Regions from separate parts of the Homo sapiens genome. Here region 1 is linked to region 2. The links are chromatin loops, found by intact Hi-C in ENCODE. Cell type or tissue: breast epithelium. All regions are shown on one strand. Each heading gives the region's core, and the rest is flanking DNA. Links, peaks and the distances in the headings are about the cores only. Region 1 has its middle 20 kb from the start of RIIAD1. Region 2 overlaps TUFT1 (tuftelin 1).

Region 1 (8,622 bases), core at 2,185-7,184, 160 kb before region 2:
ATAAGGGAATACCATGGATCTATACACGTAAATTGACAGCTTAGACAAAATGGACCAAATCAAAAAACACAAATACCACAATGAACACAATATAAAATATATAATTTAAATAGCTCTGTAACTATTAAGGAAATTAAATTCATAATGTAAAACTTCTCCCACTCCCTAGGAAAGGAAATCTCCAGGCCCAGATAGTTTCACTAGAGAATTCTACCAAATGTCTAAAGAAGAATTAACACCAATTCTACGTAATAGAAATAGAGGAGGAAAGAACACTTCCTACTTCATTTTATGAAGCCAGTATTACCCTGAGGGGGAAAAAGACAAAACAGTATAAAATAAGTACAAACCAATATCTCTCATGAGTATAGATGCAAAAAGCATTAACAAAGTATCAGTAAATAGATCTCAGTAATGTATAAAAAGCATTACACACCATACCCATCTCATTCCAAAGATGCAAGGCTGGTTCAATATTAAAAAATCAATCAATGTAATCCATCCTATTAAAACTCTAAAGAAGAAAATCACAAAATAAAATCAAGTAATGCAGAAGACTCATTTGACAAAATAACACTCATTTGTGATTTAAAGAAAAAAACAACTCTCAGAAAAATAAGAATACAGAGAAACTTCCTTAACTTGACAGAGTACCTGTAAAAAGCTTACAGTTAACATTACACTTAATGGTGAAAGTCTGAATGTTTTTATATTCAACATAGTGCTGAGGTAGTACAAAGGTACTACCTCAATTCAATGAAAAGGTACTACCTCAATTCAATTTAAAAAAATCAATTCGCTGGAGGAAAGCTAGCCTTTTCAACAAATGATGTTGGAGCAACTGGACAGCCATAGGCAAAAAATGAAACTCGATCTAAGTCTAATACCTTCTATAAAAATTAGCTCAAAATGGCAAAAGACTTAAATGTAACTTGTAAAACTATAAAACTTATTTTTAAAACAGAAGAACACTTTCAAATTCTAGGATTAGACAAAGAGTTCTTAGACATGATACCAAAAGCACAATCCATGAAAAAAAAATTGAGATTTTGGACCTCTCAAAATTAAAAACTTTTGCCCTTGGAAAGCCCATGTGAAGAGGGTGAAAAGACAAGGTACTGGGAGAAAATATTTGCAAATTACATATCTAACAAAGGACCAGTATCTTCAGTATATTAAAAAAAAAAAAAAACCTCAAACTCAACAGTAAAAACAAAACAAAACAAAAAAACTGCCTGTAATTCCAGTAAAAAAAAAAAAAAAAACCCTCAAACTCAACAGTAAAAACAAAACAAAACAAAAAAACTGCCTGTAATTCCAGCACTTTGGGAGGCCAAGGTAGGAGGATCACTTGAAGCCAGGAGTTGGAGAACAGCCTGGATAACATAAGGAGACCCCATCTCTACCAAACATTTAAAAATTAGCCAGGTGTGGCCGTGCACACCTGTAGACCCAGCTACATAGGAGACTGAGACAAGAGGATCACTTGAGCCCAGGAGTTCCACGTTATAGTGAGCTATGATCGTGCCACTGTACTCCAGCCTGTGCAACAGAGTGAACCCCTATCAAAAAAACAAAACAAACAAACAAAAAACCCCACAAACAATCCACTTAGAAAATGGGCAAAAAACATGAATATACATTTCACCCAAAAGAATATTCAAGCATATGAAAAGATGTTCAACATGATTAGCTATCAGAGAAATGTAAATTAAAACTACAATGTGTTACTACACACCTATCAGAATGGCTGAAATAAAAAATAGCAACAGCACCAAATCCTGCTAAAAATGCAGATAAACTGGTCATACATTGCTGGTAGGAATGCAGAATGAGGTAGGAACTTTGAAAAAGAGTTTGGCAGTTCCTTACAAAGTTAAAACATGCACTTACCATTTAACACAGCAATCCTATTCCCAGATATTTACCAAAGAGAAATGAAAAGTTACTAATGATATGTGAAAGTTCATTGGAGTTTTATTCATGATAGTCCCCAAATGAAAACAATCCAAACATCCATCAACTGCTGCAAAAACAGTGGAATACTACCCAACAAGAGAGAGGAACAAATGATATGTACAACAGTGATAAACCTAAAAGTATAATGAAAGAAGTTGAACACAAAAGACTACATGCTATATGATTCCATTTATGTGAAATTCTTTAAAAAGCAAGACTATAGTGGCAATTTATCAGTGGTTGCTAGGGGCCAGAGCTGAGGATGGGAATTGACTGCAGAGGGTAATGAGCAGCGGTGTCCTGGGAAATGTTTAACAACTGGCTCTTGGTGGAGAGGGAGCCTGGTTTGTAGCATTTGCTGATTTCCATGGTGTAAATACCCCTCCATTGCCAATTTCAAATTACCGATGTGACATGACCGAACATTTAGTAGAGAAGAAAGGCTAGTTAACAGCTGAATCTCCCAAGGTGGCATAAGTGGGATCCAGCGCACCACTGTCCACAAGGAAATTTGGGGGCATGATGGAAATGTTGCATATCTTGTGTTAATGGCTGAACAACTGTACATATCTGTAAAACTCATTAAAGTATATATTTAAAATGGGTGAATTTTAATGTAGGTAAATTGTACCTCAGTAAAGATGAATTTTTTTTTAAGCTGAGCGGGTGCAGAAACAGTAAGGAATTGTAACTTTTTATCAGGGTGGCTGCCCTCCACCTCCTAATCATCCATCCTTAATTTCTTTTTGTTGTTGTTGTTGTTGTTTGTTTTTTAATGCATTGAACAACGTATTTGTTGAGTGCCATCTATCTTGTCCCCAGGAACCCATGCTCTATTAATGATCGCCAAATTTCTCTGCTGGTCAGACCCTGGCTACCTCTCCAACCTTTCTGCTCAGCACAATAATTCTGCTACTTTGACTCTGGCATCCTATTGTCCCTCTGCTACTAGTAAGCCCAGCTCTGTGACCGTATACCCTATGTCAGCCCTGGCCTACAGAGAACAGCCAACCCTGAGCTTCTCTTACCAGCACATTCTTCATCACTTCAAGAAATTGAGTATTCTTTCCACGCCCAGCCTCGCATGCCCACTCTTTTGAGCCTTTTAAAGAAAGTGAATATTCTTTGGGATGTCTGATGAAACATAAGCATTTGGTGAGTTTTCTGACTTTACATATTAATTCTAGCATACCCACTCTTTCTTTTTTAAATAGAGATGGGGTCTTATTATGTTGCCCAGGCTGTGCTTGAACTCCTGGGCTCAAGCAGTCCTCCTACCTCAGCCTCCCAAAGTGCTGGGATTACAGGCATGAGCCACCACACCCGGCCTAGCAGGCCCACTCTTTTGAGCCATTTAACACCTCTTCCACTATATGCCACAGCACTCCTCACACGCCTACTTCACTTAATGTGGGCCATGACTTTCTCCAAGCTTCCCAGAGCCATCCCACTGTAACCAAAACAGGTTCAGTTGCTTGCTGCTTACAGAGTCCAATTAACAAAAGCAAGGTCTGGTATAAAGAAAGCGACTTTTTATTCCAAAGCTAGCTTAGGGGAAGAAGGTATAGCCTCCGGCTTTTAGGGTACCACTTCACTCTTGGAGCAGAAAACAGGTGCTTTTAAAAGGGGACCTGGCATGCTGACATGAATGGCATGCAGGGGAAGAAGCAGGCAGCTGGGGTGCCTGCATACTCGCTTTGGTGCCTTGTCTACTGGGTGGCCGAGCTGGTGACTACTGGCACCTTCATGGGCAGGACTAGGTTGCCAAAGCAGCCAAAAACTCTCCAGGTGAGAGAGTCTCATAGCAGGCATACATTGGCTTGTAGATGGACTTGTAGGTTGTCTCTTCAGGTAACCTCCTGCTTGGGTGAGAGTTCTGCTCTGGGACTTCTAAACACACAGTTAGATGAACTTGCCCTGTAGGGAGTGTCTGGTGAAGAGGAGGTAAAAGGCTATAACTGCATTTCTAAATGCAGTTATAGGGGAAAAGCAGAAAAGAGAAAAAGAGAGAAAAAAATAAACTATCTCTTGGAAAATGGGGTACTCAGTTACACTATCAGAATGTTAGCAACATCTCTTAGGGTCTTTGTCAGAGTACTAAATCCCATATCCTAAGAATGGGCTCCCATAGGCCAGGCGCAGTGGCTCATGCCTGTAATCCCAGCACTTTGGGAGGCTGAGGCGGGGCGGATCGCAAGGTCAGGAGTTTGAGACCAGCCTGGCCAACACGGTGAAACCCCATCTTTACTAAAAATACAAAAATTAGCCGGGCATGATGGCAGGCATGTGCCTGTAATCCCAGCTACTCAGGAGGTTGAAGCAGGAGAATCGCTTGAAACCGGAAGGTGGAGTTTTCAGTGAGCTGAGATCACACCACTGCACTCCAGCCTGGGCAACAAGAGTGACACTCTGTCTTAAAAAAAAAAAAAAGAATGGGCTCCCATATCCATACACTCTCCCTTATCAAACTTTATGTCCCACCCTCCTTGATCCAACACCCTCAGAATCCAGTCCCATACATCTCCAACCTGTATTTGCTAGTTAGGTCCTCTTGAACCTCCAGGGCATGGTGCATTTTTTCTCTTAGGGGAATCTTAGCTGAGTTCTAAAAGTACTTAATCCTAGTTATTGGTTTGCAGATCAGGAGAGGAGGTGGGGTAGGTTTTGAAGGGAACCTGTGTGGTCTTGCAAGCCAGAGGCTTCTCTATCATCCTTAAGCAAGGAAGTAGTGATAGCCTTTACCAGGAACAAGTGGGCACTTTTGCAGGCCCAAAAGATGGAGAATTTAAAAATTCAAGATTTTTTAAAGCATTAACCCAGCTGCCCCCACTCCTATGTCTCAGGGTCTCACTCCTTCTTGCCAGTGTTAAGAATTCAACCTTCTTTGGAGCCCTGCTACTGTTACAATTAAATATTGGACCTTATTCTCAATTTTGGGGGGCCTCTAGATACAAAAGATAAAAAATGTCTTTTAAATTGCTAAGGAGGGCCTTGGGCTTTCACTCTTAGCCTTTATTTGGTGATCAATCACCCTCAACCTTTCATTGCCTTTGTCCAATGCATTGATTGCCTCCAGCTAGCCATCCAATTCCATTGTCTTTATAAAACCTGATATATTTATCAGACCTGATATATTTCCCCCACTAAGCATTGCTTTCCCCCAGGATCCCATCCCAGTTCAGCACTAGTGAAAGCTTTGACAGTTGCACTGATACCTTGCTGGGGAATCTCCATGCTCCACCTACTGCCAGTGGCCCTCCCTGCCAGCGGCCAACAGGTATTTCCAGTTTAGAATCTCATTTTAGAATCTGCTTCCTCAGCACTCTTGGCACTGACTGTCAGGCTGGGTTCCTCGGGAAATATACTCTCAGATGGAGATTTGAGTAAAAGCAGTTCATTGAGTCGTGCTCTCAGGATCAACAACACTGGGAGAAAGTGAAGGCCTTAGAACTGGACAGCAGGAACTCAGGAACTGTTGTGGCCCTGCAGAGTTGTCCCCCACTGAGACAAGGAAATCAGAATCATGCAGGGGAATATACTTCCACATTGACCAGTAGATGCAGACTGTCTTAGGAGGGGGCATAATCTTGAATGAATTTTCACTTAAGGGTAACTCCTGGAGGAAGCCCAGCTGGGAACTGTCAGTCACCCAAATTCTTGGAAATGCTGGTGCAACCAGGAACTGTCAGTCACCCAAAATTCCCAGAAGTGCTGGGGGGAGGACAAGGATGAGTGCTTCAGTCCTGATGGGGGTGGGTATCTGGGTGGCACAACAGTATCCACTATAGTACCTTTTTTTCTTTTCTTTTTCTTTCTTTTTTTTTTTTTTTTGAGACAGAGTTTCACTCTTGTTGCCCAGGCTGGGCTGCTATGGTGCAATCTTGGCTCACTGCAACCTCCACCTCCTGGGTTCAAGCGATTCTCCTGCCTCAGCCCCCTGAGTAGCTGGGATTACAGGCATGCACCACCACAGCCGGCTAATTTTTTGTATTTTTAATAGAGACGGGGTTTCACCATGTTGGTCAGGCTGGTCTCAAACTCCCAACCTCAGGTGATCCACCCATCTTGGCCTCCCAAAGTGCTGGGATTATAGACATGAGCCACCGTGCCTGGCCTATAGTACCTTTAAATATGAGAATTGAGATATATTTTTTGATACTTCTCACCTAGATAAGTATTTTTTAGATATTTCTTACAGCTCTAAACGGCTACTCTTTCTTCCTAGTTGGTTTGGTTGTGGAATTTCACAAGGTTACATTACCATGTTACTTTGCCATTGAAGGGGCATCGCAGAGGAAAAGAAATCATACAGTGTTGTATTTCAAAGCCAAACAGACATTGTGTTTGGATTTTATTCAAGATTAGTCCTGGCTAGGTGTGGTGGCTCACGCCTGTAATCCCAGCACTTTGGGAGGCTGAGGCAGGTGGATCACGAGGTCAGGAGATCGAGGCCATCCTGGCCAACATGGTTAAACCCCGTCTCTACTACAAATAAAAAAATCAGCTGGGCATGGTGGTGTGTGCCTGTAATCCCAGCTACTCAGGAGGCTGAGGCAGGAGAATCGCTTGAAACAGGGAGTCGGAGGTTGCAGTGAGCTGAGATCACACCACTGCACTCCAGCCTGGCAACAGAGTGAGATTCCATCTCAAAAAAAAAAAAAAAAAAATTGGCCTAACGCAGCTATAGCTATTGTATTAGTCTGTTCTCACATTGCTATAAAGAAATACCTGAGACTGGGCAATTTATAAAGAAAACAGATTTAATTGGCTCACAGTTCCACAGGCTGTACAGGAAGCATGGCAGTATGTGCTTCCAGGGGGGGCCACAGGAAGCTTCTAATCATGGCAGAAGGCAAAGTTGGGGAGAGCATCTTACATGGCAGAAACAGGATCAAGGGTGGGGAGAGGTGCTACACACTTTTAAACAACCAGCTCTCACAAGAACTCACTATCACAAGAAAGGCACCAAGGGGATGGTGCTAAACCATTCATGAGAAACCCTCCCCCGTGATCCAATTACCTCCCACCTGGCCCACCTCCAACACTGGGGATTACAATTTAACATGATATTTGAGTGGGGACACAGATCCAAAAATATCATTCCACCCCTGGACCCTTCCCAATTTCATGTCCTTCTCATGTTGCAAAATACAATCATGCCTTCCCAACAGTCCCTCAAAGTCTTAACTCCTTTCAGCATTAGTCAAAAGTCCAAAGTCTATCTGAGACAAAGCTAGTCCCTTCGACCTATGAGCGTGTAAAATCAAAAACAGATTGGTTACTTCCAAGATACAATGAAAGTACAGGCATTTGGTAAATATTCCTGTTTGAAAAGGGAGAAATTGGTCAAAAGAAAGGGGCTGCAGGCCCCACACAAGTCTGAAACCGGGCAGGGCAGTTATTCAATCTTAAAACTCCAAAATCATCTCCTTTGACTCCATGTCTCACATTCAGGGCACACTGATGCAAGAAGTGGGCTCCCAAAGCCTTGAGCAGCTCTGCCCCTAAGGCTTTGCAGGGTTCAGCCCCTATAGTTGCTCTCATGGGCTGGCATTGAGTGACTGGAACTTTTTGAGGTTGAGGGTGCAAGCTGTCAGTGGCTCAAACATTTCAGGGTCTGGAAGGTGGTAGCCCTCTTCTTATAGCTCCACTAGGCAGTGCCCCAGTGGGGACTGTGTCAGGGAGCTCCAACTCCACATTTCCTCTCTGCACTGCCCTACTAGAGGTTCTCTGTGAGGGCTCCACCCTTACCAGCAGGGTTCTGCCTGGACATCCAGACTTTTCCATACATCCTCTGAAATCTAGGCAGAGGTTCTCAAGTCTCAGCTCTTGCACTCTGTGCACCCACAGGCTTAACACTACATGAAAGCCACCAAAGCCTAGGGTTTGCATCCTCTGAAGCAGTGGCCCAAGCAGTACCTTGGCCCCTTTGAGCCATGGCTGAAACTGGAGTAGCTAGGACATGAGGAGTAGTGTCCCAAGGCTACGCAGGGCAGCAGGACCCTGGGCCTGGCCCCTGAAACCATTCTTCTCTCCTAGGGCTCCGGGTGTATGATGGGAGGGACTGCATGTGGAGGTCTCTGAAATGCCTTCAAGGCATTTTCCCGATTGTCTTGGATATTAGCACTTGGTTCCTTTTTACTTATGCAAATTTCTGTGGCCTGCTTGGAATTTCTCCCCTGAAAATGGGCTTTTCTATTCTACCACATGGCTGGGCTGCAAATTTTTCAAAAACTTTTATGCTCTACTTCCCCTTTAAATGTAAGTTCCAGTTTTACATCATTTCTTTGCTCATGCATATGAGATAGGTTGTTAGAAACAGCCAGTCCATATCTTGAATGCTTTGTGGCTTAGAAATTTCTTCCACCAGATACCCTAAATCATCACTCTCAAGTTCAAAGTTCCACAGATCCCTTAGGGCAGGGGCACAATGCCACCAGATTGTTCACTAATATATAACAAAGGTGACCTTGCTCTAGTTCCCAATCAGTTCCTCATCTCCTTCTGAGACTTCATCAGCCTAGACTTTTTATCCATATCACTATCAGCATTTTTGTCACAACAATTTAACAAGTCTCTAGGAAGTTCCAAACTTTCCTTCATCTTCCTGGCTTCTTCTGAGCCCTCCACACCACACTCTTCCAACCTCTGCCAGTTACCCAA
Region 2 (8,622 bases), core at 1,837-6,836:
GTATGTGCAGAAGGCAGTGAGAACACAGCCTAGCTGGAGAGAGAGTAAACACTCTAGAAAATTTAGATAAAAGAATAAAGGTAACAGAAGACAAAAACAAAGGCAAAACCCACCCCGCTAACATGATTAGCATTTAGGTATATTTATTTCTAGGCTTTCCAGAAACATTTTGTTTTGCAAAGCTGTCATAAATGTTCATAAAATTTTGTGTCCTACTTTTTTCATTTAACATTCTAAGCACTGCTCCCTGATGCGACATAGTCTTCATAACAGCCATTTGTAGTGAATGCATAATGTCCCAGAGTGACTGCATCCTCATTTACTTACCCATTTCTCTATTGTTGGACACATGTTGTTTCCCATTTTATATGATTATAATAAGCACTGCAACAAACCTCTTCTGCAGAGAGAAGAAATGAAAAGAAGCTGGGTATTTGGTGAGACCTCAAGCTTCTCTATGCAGGCTCACTTGAGTCTAAAGTGTCTCTGAACTTTTCTGTCACCTCAACCAGAAACACTGGTCCTTTGTTGTTTAAACCAATTGCAGTCACATTTTCTCCAACTTTTAGCCCATGTTATCCTACCTAACACAAGATGTTTGAGGGCAAGAGCAAAGTTGTATTGTTCGCTGCTGTGTCCCTACCTGAATCCTTGGTCAAAGACACGGTGGCCTGTAGAGAGCAGGAGCTTAATAAATATGTGCATTAAAAATAATACGAATTTATTTACTTATTTTTGAGATGGAGTCTCGCTCGGTCACCCAGGCTGGAGTGCAGTGCCACAATCTCAGCTCGCTGCAACCTCTGCCTCCTGGGTTCAAGCGATCCTCCTGCCTCAGCCTCCTGAGTAGCTGGGACTACAGGCACGCACCACCACGTCCAGCTGATTTTTGTATTTTTAGTAGAGACAGGGTTTCATCATGTTGGCCAGGATGGCCTCGAACTCCTGACCTCAGGTGATCCACCCACCTTGGCCTCCCAAAGTGCTGAGATTACAGGCGTGAGCCACCACGCCTGGCCAGAATATGAATTTTTTGATGAACTATTCTTTTCCTGACCACTGATCTAGTAAAATCTTAGTAATTGTATCAATTTGTTTGAGCTGATCAATAAAAATGTTGCCTGTTCACCACATTTGTCACTAATAATTCTTCATTCTTTGGGCCTTTAGTTTAATTCAGAAATTTTACATTTTTATGAACTAAAAATATGTTCCTTCATGACCTTCAATACTAACATTCTAAATGTATTTCCTTTTGGATTTGATATTCAATTTTATTTTCTTGTAGTTTTTCTACAATTTGTAATATTTAATTAATTTATATAGAATTTAGGTATGCTGTTTAGTTTCTTTTTCCCAATTATTATTCTTATTATTTTGAGATGGAGTCTCACTCTGTTGCCCAGGATGGAGTGCAGTGTCACGAACTTGGCTCACTGCCACGTCTGCCTTCTGGGTTGGAGCAATTCTCCTGCCTCAGCCTCCTGAGTAGCTGGAATTACAGGTGTGCACCACCATGCCTGGCTGATTTTTGTATTTTTAGTAGAGACAGGGTTTTGCCATGTTGGCCAGGCTAGTCTTGAACTGACCTCAGGCGATCCACCCTCCTCGGCCTCCCAGGGTGCTGGGATTACAGGCATGAGCCACCGCGCCCAGCCTTTTCCCAAATTTTTAACCAACTGTTCAAATACCTTTTTCCCCGTTAAGTTGCAATGCTGCTTTTATCCTTTTTAAATGCTTATACTGTATAATTGAGTCTATTTCTGCCTAGCTAGTCTCTTAAATTGATGTATAAGCTATATAATGTTTTGCTATTTGCCAAGGCTAATAATCCTCCCAAATTAGCTCTGCCTTCCAAATTTTCTTTACCATTTTCCCATTTATTCTTCCAGATGAAATTTTAAAATAATTATATCCAGTTCTAAAAAGACTCTATTGAATTACAATGTAACTCACTGTAATTACACAAAGCCTAAAAATAAAGAATTGACATCTTTACAATTTTAATTTTCCATCCAGGAAAATTTTTCTTCATTGTTTTCCCATCTTTCTCCACAAAATGTGGTCATTTTCTTCACATAGGTCATTGACATTTCAAATGAAGCTTATGCCTAGGTATTTTCTATCTCTTGTTATATTTTATGTTGTTTTCTAATTGAGATACTGCTGGTGTGTGTAGGAAAACTTGCTACTTGCCAAGACAGCCCACCCTCCTCGAATTGTCAATGGATTCTTTTGTTTCTTGGCTATCTCCCTGCAACCACCCCACACCATCCAGATTCTGCCCTCTGGAGCAAAACTGCTGCTGCTCCTCCCAAGAGACCAACCTTCATCTTTTTGGAAACTGCTATCATCCTCCTTTTGTCCTGGCTAAATAGCCCTGACTGACAGAAAGAACACTGCATTCCAGGAAGATTCAAATGACAGTGGTGGGGAGGGTAGATGTGGGGCAGGTAAGAGGCTAGAGGTAGAGATCAGCAAGGACTGGCTTCAGTGGTCATCTAGGCTTCAAGAGATGAGTTGAGACTGTCAACATGGGAAGGCACACTTCTGAAATATATTCTTTTTTTTTTTTTTTTTTTTTTTTTTAGCAGAGTCTCGCTCTGTCTCCCAGGCTGGAATGCAATGGCGCAATCTCAGCTCACTCCTGGGTTCAAGCGATTGTCCTACTTCAGCCTCCAAAGTAGCTGGGATTACAGGCGTGCGCCATCACACCCAGTTAATTTTTGTATTTTTAGTAGAGATGGGGTTTCGCTGTGTTGGTCAGGCTGGTCTTGAACTCCTGACCTTAGGTGATCTGCCCGCCTTGGCCTCCCAAAGTGCTGGGATTACAGGCATGAGCCACCACGCCCAGCCCCTGAGAGATATTTCAACAGAGGAAACGTGAGGACCTGTTGACAAACTGGATATAAGGGATAAAGGGACAGGGAGCAGTTTGGAAGGAAGTCCATTTTGGACCTCGATCCTGAGATTACAATACAGCCAAGGACAGAGGTCTGTCCTCTAAGCCAGTGTTCTTCAGATTTGTTCCCACAGTAAGAAATATATTGTACATAGCAGGCCAGTTCACACACAAGCACATATGGACAGATATAAAACAGACACAGGGCCGGGCGTCATGGCTCACACCTGTAATCCCAGCGCTTTGGGAGGCCGAGGAGGGCAGCTCACCTGAGGCCAGGAGTTCAAGGCCAGTCTGGCCAACAGGGTGAAACCGTGTTTCTACTAAAAATACAAAAATCAGCCAGGCATTGTGGCACACACCTGTAGTCCTGGCTACTTGGGAGGCTGAGGCAGGAGAATTGGTTGAACCTGGATAGCAGAGGTTGCAGTGAGCCAAGATCATGCCACTGCACTCTAGCCTGGGTGACAGAGTGAGACTCTGTCTCAAAAAAATAAATAAAATAAAAACAAAACATACATAGGAGGATAAAATTCCTGCAGACATATACAAGTTTGGGCCTGGAATCCTAGTGGGAGGAAGGGCTGGGTGTGTAATCAGCACTGAATTGATAGATTAAGTCACGAGTACTCATGACTTCCTTTCCCTCAGCTGTCTGAGGTCCTGTGGTCTAAGACTTGGCGACCAACACCTTTTAGGAAATTAATTATCCTGCTACTATCTACCCTCAATTCTGTGTCTCAGGGGGCTCCAGGAGAAGAGAAATTCCAGCAGAAAGGCCACACACATTTTGTGTTTAAAGTAGGTCTCACTGCTACAGAGCATGCTGTGCTAGAAATTACCTTTAAGAAACATCTTTATCTTCAGCCTGGGTATGGATTTTCCTTGGAGAAAGAGGGAATAGAGAATATTTAGGTCTCCAACTTTGGAGTTTCAAGGCCATCCTGCTTAGAACTTGGACAGGGAAGACAGGAAACAATTTCTCCTTGCAAAGCTAAAGTCTTAAACTGAAATATGAAAAAAGAGGCCAAGGGCCCTAGGCTAACACCTGTTGTTGAGTCATAGCCTGAAGGAGCTCAGGCCCAAGCGCAGTGATGCTTGGCTCTCAGGAATGAGGAAGCCAGGGGATTATTAGAGGCCCTGCAGAAAACAGCAACACACACTAAAAAGCTGGTTAAAGAGGGAAAGCTGCTTGCTTTTCCAACCCAAAGGCTGTTACCCTCCTCAAATTAAGTTGCTTTTCTTTTGTGTGTGTGTGTGTGACGGAGTCTTGCTCTGTCGCCCAGGCTGGAGTGCAGTGGGCGATCTCTGCTCACTGCAACCTACGCCTCTGGGGTTTAAGAGATTCTCCTGCCTCAGCCTTCTGAGTAGATGGGACTACAGGCACCCGACACCACACCTGGCTAATTTTTTTATTTTTTGGTAGAGACGGGGTTTCACTGTGTTGGCCAGGCTGGTCTCAAAACTCCTGGCCTCAAGTGATCCGCCCACCTCAGCCTCCCAAAGTGCTGGGATACCAGGCGTGAGCCACTGCGCCCAGCCTAATTAAGTTGCTTTAACTCCTGCCATGTCAGAGCACCTTTCCTTTCCAAAGTGGAAACACTTCCTAGTGGGACATATCATAGCAAAAGGTACGTTTAAATAGAGATGAAAATGAGCCAATCAATTCTTGGCCTTAGAAATTTAGTTTGAAAAAGGTTCCAATGCACCATTTGGTTGAAATACTGTGTCACTGCCAGGCTTTTTTCTGTGCAGGGGAAAGAACAGACGAAGATGGGGAAGATGGGGCAGTTGTTCGGCAGGCAGGGTGCTGCTGCTTCTTTTCCCGTGCTGGGCTGACGCTCCAGGTTTACAGGACGCTGTTGATGACGGCTGCATGTCTGAGCAGCTCTCAACACCCAGCTCAAAGAAACAGGCCTTCATGGCAGAGGTCCCAGGGAATCAGACTCTATCCTCCCTCCACAAAATATTAAGGCAGCACAGAGGAGTTGGCTTAAAAATGACAAAACATAGGCAATAAACAGGCCACTAAAGCCAAGAGCCTTACTCGCCACACCTTTTCTTTAGGCCCTGAACACCATCTCATTCTCCTCCAGTTCCCCATTCTCCGTCTCTAATTGACAAGATCACCAAGATACAAACTGTATTTCCCTGACTACATTCCCTTTCCAAACCTGTGCCCCCCGCTCCCCTGTGTCATGCCCCTACTCTCTTTGGTTGTGGCATAACTAAACTCTAGGAAATATACACCAGTGGCATGTTTTTGTCCAAGGACTCTCTTAGACCCCTGGTTCGAGTCTCTGGAATGCCTCCAGACTGCTCCATTATCTGCAACCCAAATCTTGGTTCCTCCCACTGAGCACAGGAGGCCCGGCGGGAGCCTCCCTTTCATGTATGGCAGCACACTCACTCCAGTATTCCTCCAGCCCTGTGAGTCTTCTTGGCACCTTGGTCAACCCCGCCCTGCTTCCACCCTGTTAATATTCTAAGAGCAAGTACAGTCTAGATCTAGCCATGCCAAACAAGACTGCCAGAGAAAGAAGAGAGCCACGGGTGTCAGAAGACAAATCCGGGTCTGCAAAGGAAAGAGGTTTCCAATGTGTTTGAAGCCTGTGGTGTGAATTGGCTGAGAAGCAGGAGAAGGGGGAAGAAATCAGAGAAAAATGTACACTCTTTCAATTGAAGAAGAGAAATGGGAGCTAGAAAGGAAACAAGCCAGGGATGAGGGGTTGTTGTGTTTCTGGTTTCTTTGGCCCAGAGAAGATTCATGTAAATTCAGCTATGTCCCCATTTGGCCCTGCAGTCAACTGCCTTCTTGGCAGAAAGGAAAAAAAAAATCATGAGACTAATTGAATGATGCCCAGAGACAGCCAGAAACGAACCCCCTTGAACAGCTGCAGTCAGCATTTCCAGAGTGCTTTTCATTTCTGCAGAAGGCATGCAGTTACTCATCTACCTCCAGTGCTGCTGTTCTATCTCTATGTAATCACAGGACTCTACCTCTATCTCTTCCAAATGAGACACAATGCGGCCAGGCTTAGGGATCCTACAAGGCCATTGCTCCAGAGAGGGTCAAAGCTAAAGTTAGGGGCTGCCTCCTACAATCACGACTCAGAGCACGGAGGTGAGCTTCTTCTAATACCTCTATAAATGCCACAAAGTCCTCATATCATGGCATTTGGGATGTTTGGACCACACCTCCCACATGTGGATAACAGGGTGCCCATCTTCCAAGAAGCACTAAAATGTTCTTCTTTCATCCTCCCTGAAAAGTGAAAGGAAACCAGACCAGGAGGTCAAAGAGACACATTAATATAATTTATTAAATTCGCCATACAAAGAATATGCCACAGACAACAATATCAGAAAGGGAAGAAACATGGATATCACCTGCTCTGACCCCCTCATTTTACAAATGAGGGAACTCCCTGAAATCCCAGAGCATTGTTATGGACAAAGCCAGAATGTGAGCCCAGTCTTGAGACACAGAAACACACAGACTTAAGGATTCTGGCTGCGTGAGCCACATAGAGCCTAAACACTTAATCCACATTTGTTTTGAATTTTTCTGATTCCTATAGTACCATACTCTGATGCCTATCTACTTCTCAAGGTTGTAGGAAGAGCCCTAAAGAAAAACACCATGGGCCGGGCGCAGTAGCTCAAGCCTATAATCCTAGCACTTTGGGAAGCCGAGGTGGGTGGATCACCTGAGGTCAGGAATTCGAGACCAGCCTAGCCAGTATGGTGAAACCCCATCTCTACTAAAAATACAAAAATCAGCCAGGCGTGGTGGCACACCTGTAGTCCCAGCTACTCGGGAGGCTGAGGCAGAAGAATCGCTTAAATCCGGGAGGCAGAGGTTGCAGTGAGCTGAGATCGCGCCACTGCACTCCAGCCTGGGTGACAGAGTGAGACTCTGTCTCAGAAAAAAAAAAAAACAATAAAAAAAGAAAACCATGATGACCTGCAGGGTCATTCAGAGCCAGGATAAAAGACCAATTATGGAGCAAGGGGTTCAGAAGGGCTAGTGAAGAACTCATCTGGGTCCCAGAAGAGTCCTGATTGCCCTCTTTCTCCAAACAACATATACTCTGACCCCAAAGCCTCAGGGAAAGTAGACTCACCTTCCTTAGCTGCAGAGCAAGTTTGAAGGAGAAAGAGAGAAGAAACAGGCAGAGGAAAGGGAGAGAAAGATTCATAATAGTGTCACTCTGACATTAACAAGCCTAATGGGAACAGTTTTCCCGGTTTCAAGCAAATCCAAATACTGCAAGAGAAGGCTATAGAACTTTGGTATTATATCAATCATGAGATGTAAGCAAAACCACCAATAACTTAGCAAAATAAATACAAAGAGGATTTTGCTGGGACTGGTGGAACCCAGTGAAAACAGTTTTCAGGCTCTGGGTCAAGAAGACTGAGGTGTGCCTGGTGGTACACCTTAGGGAAAATCCCTAAAGAGACTCTGGGAGTTTTCACAGCAGAGAGAAGTCACACATGACTGTCTGTAGCCCTAGAGAATTTTTCCGCAAAAGGCTACTCCCTGAATGTACATTCCCTCCTCCCCAGAAAGACAAGGCCACCCAGTCAAAGCTTAGGTTCACTGGCTCTCACCAGGCCTTGCCAGGTAACCCCACTATCTGTCTGCAGGAGGCCAGGGCAGCGTAGGCTGCAGATGGAGCAAGTAGAAAAACAAACAGTTTGTTGCTAAGAACTGAGCTGTGTTTGTGGAAGGAACTTCATTCCCCCAGGACATTCTCCAATCACTCTGGACATCTGTGTCTCCAGCTTTTAGGGCTGAGGCAAATCTTGTCACCTCTCCCAATCTGATGAAGGCCTGGCTTATGGCACAGCCAGAGTCCAGTCTACAACAGAAGGGAGGCTCTCTACAGAGAAAAATAGTCACTGTAGGAATATAGATATTGCCCTGGCTCCTGCTTGCAGGACAATGTCTTCCAAAGGGCTGCAGTGCCTTGAATAGGTGCTCGTGCTCCGTCTGCCCAGCTTAGAGTGGCCAGGGGCTTGGGAATGGTGAGACACAGGAGCCCGAAGTCCTGGGTGCAGCCAGGGGACAGTCAGGAAGTCAAAGGCAGTGTTAACAGCCAACAGGGGCAGTGGGCTTCTCCGAGGCAGAGGCAGCAGCAATGGCAGCAACCATCTCCAGGCAGCTCAGGTTTCCACCACTCGGATGACAGGCATGGGCTTCGGGCTAGGCGGCTTGGATATCCTAATACTGAAAAGAAGGTTGGAAACACTGAGTTGTGCTGGGAACAGCTGTGTTGTGGCCCACCCTTCACAGAGCCCCTGGAATCTTCACATTGGCCTCTGGAATCTTACACTGCAGTGCTGGCTGATCACTTGGGTTCCAAGTGCTTTAAAACAGTAATTATCAGTGACAACTAGGGGAAGATTTGGGGCATGATACATGTGTCTTGTAGCAAGGGTGAAGAAAAGAGAGGGGCAGTTAAACAACTGAGAAGTGGATATAGCTGTGATTCTCGATTTTGTCAAGATCATGGGTCCTTTTCTGAATCTCTTAGAGGCAAAATACCCTCTCCCTAGAAATATGCAAACATTATAACTAAATTTTTCCTACCATTTCAGGTGGTTCATACATCTCTAGAAGCCATTCATGGACCTCCCTGGGCTTGTGTTAACAGGTTCTACTCTAATTGGGCTAGAAAATGGTTCCGGCAAACAGTGGGTCAGACTGAGGG

What was found. Hi-C counts contacts between places; a loop is a spot of excess contacts. Peaks named below come from ENCODE experiments on the same cell type or tissue, not always from the same donor. Only the 100,000 strongest peaks of a DNase experiment are listed, where the experiment ranks them.
Region 1: it touches region 2 in a loop (15-fold over the local background); 89 of 110 quality-filtered maps call a loop at or near these places.

Annotation. Positions count from the first base shown.
Region 1 is chr1:151,736,776-151,745,397 of GRCh38, reverse strand. No RefSeq gene overlaps it. Among named protein-coding and RNA genes, the nearest start is that of RIIAD1, 20 kb to the right of the region's middle. In breast epithelium, for the core only: a CTCF peak has its summit at 5,231; a DNase peak (open chromatin) is centred at 5,227; H3K4me3 peaks cover 251 bases; H3K27ac peaks cover 1,191 bases.
Region 2 is chr1:151,581,160-151,589,781 of GRCh38, reverse strand. TUFT1 (tuftelin 1) reads right to left here. Exons shown (of 13, transcript NM_020127.3): 13 at 6,199-8,138. The coding sequence ends at 8,075. Among named protein-coding and RNA genes, the nearest start is that of SNX27, 27 kb to the left of the region's middle. In breast epithelium, for the core only: no CTCF peak of the experiment used is centred there; a DNase peak (open chromatin) is centred at 3,990; H3K27ac peaks cover 1,528 bases.